2 separate regions of the Homo sapiens genome follow, and region 2 is linked to region 1. A link is a contact called in ENCODE Hi-C or POLR2A ChIA-PET data. All regions are on one chromosome and are shown on one strand. The core of a region is the stretch at or near the end of the contact, and the rest is flanking DNA. Distances in the headings are between cores, read along the strand shown.

Region 1 (4,191 bases), core at 1,090-3,589:
CAAGAGAGGCTGTCCCCAGAATCAGGCCGTGGGTGACAGCCGAAGGAGGATGGCGGCCCTTCTCCCGAGTAGGGATCTCCCTGACACGTTCCTCCTGGGTCTGCGTGAGTTTTCTTCAACTCCAGTAAGAGATCTGCAAAACCTTGGAATCCAGGACCGTTTCCACCTCCTCCATTTTCTGCAAAGGGCGCAGGCGCCTGGGGTCAGCCTGTGGTCTCCATAGCAACGGTCGGACGCGCTGCTAGGTTCTGGCTCTGACTGCGCCTGCGCGGCTGGTCCCGCGGGGTCTCCCGAGTAGCGGAAGATATTTGTGGGTCTTTGAGACCCTTCCTCGCTTAGAAATTACTCTCATCTACTCAAATGATACCCATACACATATTCAGGTGTTACCCGCACACTCTCAAATATTACCCACAACTACTTTCAATTATACGCGGATGCCACCCACACACTCTAATGCTACCCACACTCACTAACGTGTATTCAAGTAACCCAAATGTTACCCGCACCTACTCAAATAGCTACTATGAGAGTCACGGGCAAGGTTTTGGTCTGTTTATTCCCCTTCTGTATCCCCAGTGCCTGGCACACTGTAGGTCCTCAGGAAATTTTGTTGGTTGCATGGATACATGGATGAATGAGCAATCCACACTCAACCAGATTTTATGATCATTCAGCTGTTACCCACATGTACTCAAATGCTACCTACGCTCACTCTGATGTCTCCAAGTAATTCAAATATTACCCACTTACTCTGAGTGCCATGAAGGCAGGGATTTTTATTGAGTTTACTCCCTTCCATATCCCCAGCTCCTGGAACATAGTAGGTATGCAATAAATATCTGTAAGATGAATAAATGAGCCACGGGCACCCAGACGTTAACCACACCCACTCAGATGTAACCCACAAGTTAGTTAACTCAGATAAAGATATCCACCTCTTTCGCACTAGTCAGATGTTACCTGTGCTATCCAAATGATACCCATTCTTACTCCAAAGTTACCCACTCACTAGAGTCATTCCCACCCTCCCTTGCATTACCCACACTCACTCGCACTCCTTAAACGTAGTGAGGTGGTACCTACCCTCCCACAGTCATCACCCACACCCCCTCAGACACTCCCCACGCCCACCCGATGCCACCACCTCACAGCTTCTTGTCTGAGGCGTGATGCCGCCGGCGGTTTTTCTTGTTCTTCCTTTTGCCCCTCTTGCCAACTCCAGCCTTGCTCTCCTTCTCGGAGGAGTCCAGAGGTGGCACCACGTCCATCTGGACGGTGGCCCCAGCCTCCGGTTTCTCCCCCAGCCCAGGCACAGAGCACTTTCTTGCAGGCAGCTCTCTGGGGCCCGTGGCTGGGGGACACAGTTCCTGCCTCAGGACCCGGGCCATATCCTCCACCGTCCTGCCCTCGCTCTGCAGAAAGAGGTTCAGCTTGGTCAGGAATTCAATGTCCTGCTTCCGGGGCATGTAGACCACTCTCCACACACCGCCCTTGCCCTTGATCTCCCTGGGGACCACGGCGTAATTGATGTCCTCCGTCAGCTGAATGATGGCCGCCTTGGATTTATCTTCTTCCAGATAGGCCTTCCCAGCCACTTCGAACTTGCCTAGAGGTTTGAGGGGCAGCCGAATAATCTCTTCGAATTCCTCGTGGTTGCAGTCCTCCGGGATCCCCAGGATCATCAGGGACTTGTAACTGTCCACCTCCAGGGCCTTGCACCCGTGCTCCAACAGTGCAATGTCCTTCACCCCGAACAGCATCTTGCCCAACTCTTTGAGGCAGCAGTATGCCCGCTGGTGGACACCTGAGCTGCCTCGGGAATCCACGAAATTATCCAGGATGCCGCGATTCCTTCCCAAAGGCTACGAGAGAGTGAGGCCTCAGGGGCCGGAGGCCGCTCCCAGGACCCCTTCGTCCAGCTCAGTGAAGGATGCCCCCAGCCCCTGCCTGCAGGGCTGTGCAACGTCGGGGCTTCTGTGGCTCCCTCTGAGTGGGCTCGAAGATTCCCAGGGACTTACGCGTGCTGGAGAAGCAGAAGGCGGTGTTTGCCACCTGACTCGTGGCTCCCGGGTCCTGGGCAAGGCTGCACCAAGGAGGGTCTAAAGATGATGCTTCCCCTTTCTTGGCGTGGCCTCCGAAGGTCTCACAGGCCCCAACGGTCTCTCCGGATCTGGGACTGCTGATCTCCCTGGGACAACTGCCAACAGAGTGTCGTAGGCGCGGCCCTGGCAGGCAGGGAGGCGCGTCCCTCACCGCTGGCCCAGAGGTTGCACTCAGTGCCCTGTCGCCGGACTAGGACGAGGATGTGGCCGCTGCACTTGCTCCCGCGGTGACGTCACCGCCTCCTTCCGCTCTGCGGCCTGGCGGTCTCCATGGCAACCGCTGAAGCATCCATCTCCTCTGCCATTGGCCGACTGGCCGCATTGAAATCAAGAGTCTGAGGGGGTCATTCGGAGGTGAGGGGTCGGCCACCAGCCCTCAGAAGCGCCCGCGATTCTCCTTTGAATAATAGCCGATTCCAGGGGTGAGGGGACAGCGAATGTACAAGAGGCACCCGGGGCATCTTTTGGGGTCAGAAAGTAAGGAAGTGATTAAAAAAAAAAAATGAGAACACCTGGAAAGACAGAGGAACCAGCCTGAAATGCTCCCACTGGCCAACCCTGGGACAATTTGAGCATCAACGTTAAAAATGAAAGTAACAGATTATAACCCCTTGAATAAAATTAGAATCTATGAGTTGATGTAGATATAAGCACGTGAATGCAAAGTTTGGTGAAGAATGTGAACTATCAAAGTACCTGCCCATATAATACTCATCAAAGGGAACAAATGTATCTTTACAGTGGAATGTTCTTGCATGTAGGACACACACACACACACACACACACACTATAATATTCAGAGCGATATGACAATTTAGACTCAAAATGCTTCAGAGGATAAAACATTCTTTTTTTTTTTTTTTTTTTTTTGAGATGAAGTCTCCCTCTGTTGCCCAGGCTAGAGTGCAGTGGCCCGATCTTGGCTCATTGCAACCTCTGCCTCCCCAGTTCAAGCGATTCTCCTGCCTCAGCTTCCCAAGTAGCTGGGATTACAGGCATGTGCCACCAAGCTCAGCTAATTTTTGTATTTTTAGTAGAGATGTAGTTTCACCATGTCGGCCAGGCTGGTCTTGAACTCCCAACCTCAGGTGATCCATCCACTTCGGCCTCCCAAAATGCTAGGATTACAGGCCACAGCCATTGCACCTGGCCGCGAAAACATTCTTTATACTATATTTGCAACTCTTCTGTAGGTTTATGGTTGTTTCAAATAAATGTTTAAAAATAAATAAGAAATGTCTCCCCCATGTGATGACATCCACAATGTCTATTCCTCTCCTCCCCAGTCCCCATTAATAAAGCCAAAACATTTGGGTTAGGTCGACACCCTTTATACCCCCAGTTCCAGGGATAAGCCCTGATTGGCTTGAACCAATTAGCATAATCTCACCCTCCTTCCCACAGTGATTGGTTCAGAAATGGTCACCCAGGTAACCTGGACAAAAAGCAATTAGTGCTTAATATGCCCCTCTTCTCTGAGATTGGTTAAAGGTTAGACACGTGAACTCAGTAAGTCCAGTCAGAATGAAGGTAAGGATTTCTGCAACTGGTAAGCGGAGGAAGACTCTCTCTTTCCTCCTAGACGTGAAAGACTAAGTATAGGAGCTACAGGAGGCTGTCTTGGAAGCATGACAAACTCTCTTCCTTCCTTCCTTCCTTCCTTCCTTCCTTCCTTCCTTCCTTCCTTCTTTTTTCTTTCTTTCCTTCTTTCTTTCAGACAGAGTCTTGCTCTGTCGCCCAGGCTGGAGTGCAGTGGCGCGATCTCGACTCACTGCAACCTCAACCTCTCAGGTTCAAGCAATTCTCCTGCCCCAGCCTGTAAAACAGCTGAGATTACAGGCGCCCGCCACCACGCCCGGCTAACTTTTTGTGTTTTTAGTAGAGACAGGGTTTCACCATGTTGTCCAGGCTGGTCTCAAACTCCTGACCTCAAGTGATCCACCTGCCCCGGCCTCCCAAAGTGCTGGGCTTACAGGCATGAACCACCGCGTCCAGCCAATAAACACTTTGAGGATGAACTTTGCATCTAGAGGAAGGCAGAGTTGAGGGAACAACCAGAAACCAGGCCATAGTCAGGAAGACATCA
Region 2 (4,180 bases), core at 1,250-3,749, 230 kb after region 1:
GGTGCCCCTCATCCTTCCTCTGCAGGCTTAATAAGAGTGTGGTTAGGACCCCTGGAGACCCCTTTGCCCAAACTTCCCTTACCTTGTTTCTCCCCTCACGTGCCCCTCGTTGGTATCCAGTGCCCATTTATCTCTATTAGGAAGTCATTCTGCAAGTCTAACTTAAGTTATTCTTGATGAAAGGAACCTTTTTCCTTCTTGAGAGCAAGCAGGACCCAGGGAGCCCCTGCCCTCACCCAGGATTCCTGCCTCTCTTCTCTGCCACACCCCTGATCTTTACCTGGTATCCCCATCATTCCTATTAGAAAGTAATCAAGTCTGGCTTCAGTCTTTCTTGCCTTGAAGGAAGTGTATTCCTGGCAGGGGCTGGGGGTGGGGGGATAAGTCATAAGACAAGGGTTGGGGGATCAGAAGAAGCCCTAATCCACTCTTCAGAGGGACCCAGGAACCCCCAGCACTAGAGAAGTTTATATTTAGCGCTTCTCTGCTCCTCCTCCTCCCCCCGCCTGCCACCGCCTCCTCCCTGATGCTGGGACAAGCTTTGCCTAGAGACTGGGGGGTGGGGGGACAGGCCTCTCCACTATCAGCTCGTGCCGGGAGGACAGAGGGCTGAGGGGGAGGAGGGGACAGAGGGACCGAGGAGAGGGAGACTGAAGGGCAGAGATGGGGAAGGTGAAGGGTGAAAAGGGGAGAGACCGAGGGCAGAGGGGGAGAGGACACAGCTACCCACAGCTACCCCAACCTCATGCCTCGCATTCTCCTTGTCAGGATGGAAGGCGCCTTCCAAGCCGAGCCAGCTTGGGGTGGGGGGAGCTAGCGAAGGCCCCCACAATCCGTCTCTAACTTTGGGAGGGGGTGGGGCCTCCCACAGCTGTTTCTGTTTCCAGAAAAGAATGTGCAGGGGGGTCCCACTCCTGAGAGGGGGAGGGGCCGGGCGTGCAGCCCCGGGAGCCTGGCTTCAGTCTTCCTCCCCACTCCCCATCTGGGGAGGGGGCGGTCGAGGTCAGCGGCGGGGAGAGCCCCCTCCACTGCCACCTCGGCTCAGGTTTCCCGAAACGGGAAGCTCTGGCCACACACAGGCTTGGGGATGGGGATCTGCCGTGGAGCCAGGGTGTGCGGGCTGGGGGGAGGGGAAGACAGACTGAGCCTGGGACGTCGGGCAAGAAGAAGAGAGCGAGGTGCAGACAGGCAGGAAGGGAAGGCCAAGGAGACAGATGCAGAGGGACACAGAGATCACAGAGACAGAGAGACAGGATGAAGAAAGAGAAGCAGACACAGAAAGTCACAGGGATGTGGCAGGACGGAGAGAGTGACAGAACCCAGGACGAGATCGGGAGACTCAAGGAATGACATAGAAAGGGGAGAGGCATGGGGCGTCCTCAAGTCATTCCGGAGACCTCTGCCCATCTTCCACCATGAGAACACCCAGAGTCCAGAAGTCTCCCCCAGGCGCTGCCTCGACCTGCCTCCCCTTGGGTCAAGGAGAGCTGGGGCCAGGTAGGAAGCAGGGGAAGTGTCACCAAAGGGTCAAGATCCCAGTGGGGGGTCCTCAGGGACTGTGAGCTTCCTCTCAGCAGTGGTCCCTCCCTCTGGAGGCCCTGAGATTCCCCTCCTCCCACCCCGCCCCCTCCAGAGATCTCCAAGCACACCAGGACTTAGGGAAGATGGAGCCCTGGTGGCGGGGCCCAGAGAAGGGCATGTTTGGAGCCTGGCTGTGTCACCTTGGGTGAGTCGCTTGCTCTCTCTGAGCCTCAATTTGTTTCTCTGTTAAATGGGGACTATCACCCCGTTTCCCAAGCCGCAAGAAGACAACGCCTGCAAAGTACCCGGTCTCGGGTTTGACACATACTTGGCGCCCACAAGGATTTTCTTTGGGGAAGGGGTGTAAGAGACAGGGCCTGTGTTTCTCACGAGGCCCCAGTGGGGGCGATGCAGTTCCCCCTCCCCCGATTTGGGGGCGGGGAGGCCAGGTCCGGCCCGCCGCCGGAACTCCGGGGTCGCCAGCCCCACCCCCTGTCCTTTCTCACTCCCTGCCTACCCGGGTCCCCAACCCCCGCCCGGTGTCTGAGCATCCAACCGAGACAGACAGACACAGACGGGGGTGGAGGGACGGACGGACAGGCAGCCCCTTACCAGCTGCTCCTCCAGGGCCGCTGCGGCCCGGCGCGCCGCCGCCGCATCTTCATCCTCATCGGCGTCCTCCTCGTCCTCGGCCTCGGCGCCCCCCATTCCGGGCTGGGCCAGCCGCAGCGCCTGCTGCACGCGGTACTCCTGCCTCTCCCGGAGCCAATGTAACTCGCAGAGCCCGGCCAGGCTACCCTCCAGCCAGCCCCGCAGCCGGCCCCGCTCAGGGCTCACCGGGAACGAGAAGGCCCGGATCATGGCTGCGGCCCCCCGCCCCAGCCCGGCCGGGCCCCGCGGCCACCCCTCTCCCGGTCCCACCTCCCCGCCCCAGCAGCCTGCCCGCCCGCCCGCTGGCCGGGCTGTCACCGTCTCATCTGCATAGGCGCCCGCCCATTGGGCCGCCCACCCGCGCCTTATCTGCATGGCCACGCCCCCGGCGACCGAGCAACAGCCGCCTATTGGCGAATAAGCTTCCTGACGAAGACTCTCGGGCGTGCAACCGCACCGCCCAACACGACGCATGCTCGCAACTGCCTACTCACTCCGCTCGCCACGCCCCCTCCGTGCAACTGCCTCGGGGCCCTGGCCACGCCCCCCCACGCGTCACAATGAAACAAGCCCGCCCTTGCTTCAATGCCATTGGTCTGTGCCTGGCCGGTCCTGCAGCAGGTTCCACCCTCTTGCGGGCGAGCGCTGGCTACCATTGGACTGTCCGGCGCGAGGGGAAGGGTGATCTATAAATAGGGAATGGGTACACGTGACAGTTTGGCAGCTGCTCCTACCCCTCCACCCCGCCCAACCTTCAGCTTCTGAGGCTGCGCAGGGGGAGAAAAGGGTTAGGGGGTCGAGCCCTGACTTCGCCTCCTCTTCCAAGAAGCCTTCCCAGACACTCAGCTGTAAAACCAGACGGACGTCCTCCGATGAAATTGTTTCTACTTAGGGCCGGCTTCACCGGCTTGGAATCCACTTAGAAGGGTCTTCGCGCTTGGTTGAATGTTCTGCAATTTCTGTCTTGAAATTTTTAGTTTTTGAGCAAGGGGCCCCTTATTTTCACTTTGCACTAGGCCAAATATGTAGCCGGTCTTGCTGCTAAGAGTCTAAGATCGATTGCATTCCAAATTCTGGAATTATAAGACCCTGGGTGGAAGATTCTATGCTTTGACCAGAAGAGAGTCTAAGCAGCTTTTGTCTCCCAGGTGCTAGGAGGATGTGTGCTCATCATTCTTCCATTCCAGGGGCCTTTGTTCTACGTTCTAAGGGGCTTTGTTCTCAGCCTTCTATGATGCTCTATTCTCAACGTTCTCTGGTCCTAGGAGTCTGAGCCTGACATTCGTTTCCAAGGCTTCCTGCTGTCTCTCCAGGCTCCGCAAGCAGGGCTGGGGCACCCTCAGGCGGCCAATCTGTATCACTACGCCGAGCCTGCCTCTACCAACTTCCAAGACCTAGCTCTAATATTCATACTCATCTCTCAGACAGACCTTGGCTCCCTAAAAGCCAAGGCCCAGAAGATCATACAAGAAATTCCCTCTTTTATGATTCCCCGTGCACGAAGTGACCTTCTGGTGGTGAGATGGAGAGAAATTGATAGTGGCGATAGACAGCAAAGTCTCCAGGAGCCAGACTTCCTCGGGGTGAGTCACAGATCTGTCACTTTCCAGCTGTGTGACCTTGGAAAACTTACTTAACCTCTCTGTGCCACCGTTTCTTCATCTGATCACGGGATCATAATACTGGCTGCCTCATACAGTTGTTCTGAGGATTCAATGAAATGTATTAGGTACTTGGAGCAGTGTCTTCCATGGATTAAGAGCCACAGAAGGGTTTGACAAATAAGTTTAAAAACTAATCTAGTAAGTTTCCGGGGGGAAATGTCTTGAAATTTATTAGAGACAACCTTTATTCAGTCTTCCTCTTGTTCAAAATAGACTTAGAAAATTAGTCGGGTGTGGTGGTGCACACCTGTAGCCCCAGCTACTTGGGAGGCTGAGGCGGGAGGATCACTTGATTTCCTTTTTGACTTCTTGATGCTTTTATTAATGATGATGCCAAAAGATTT

The links. Hi-C counts contacts between places; a loop is a spot of excess contacts on that map. ChIA-PET counts read pairs that join two places held with the same protein, here RNA polymerase II (POLR2A). Pooled maps may share reads with other maps.
Region 2: a pooled map shows a loop between it and region 1 (2.4-fold over the local background). The contact joins the promoter of DACT3 here to the promoter of PNMA8C in region 1. A Hi-C loop is called at or near these places in 1 of 37 single-sample maps with no recorded cell type and 1 of 50 pooled maps. POLR2A ChIA-PET finds 5 or more read pairs at or near these places in 2 of 52 experiments (OCI-LY7 and activated CD4-positive, alpha-beta T cell).

Annotation. Positions count from the first base shown.
Region 1 is chr19:46,426,597-46,430,787 of GRCh38, forward strand. PNMA8C (PNMA family member 8C) reads right to left here and starts at 2,340. Exons shown (of 1, transcript NM_001386793.1): 1 at 1-2,340. The coding sequence starts at 1,763. The coding sequence ends at 1,149. RefSeq lists enhancers at 1-18, 19-525, 370-419, 2,071-2,340.
Region 2 is chr19:46,658,683-46,662,862 of GRCh38, forward strand. DACT3 (dishevelled binding antagonist of beta catenin 3) reads right to left here and starts at 2,500. Exons shown (of 4, transcript NM_145056.3): 1 at 2,134-2,500. The coding sequence starts at 2,382. It overlaps DACT3-AS1 (DACT3 antisense RNA 1), which reads left to right and starts at 1,682. Exons shown (of 3, transcript NR_040042.1): 1 at 1,682-1,726. RefSeq lists silencers at 2,298-2,547, 2,758-2,877.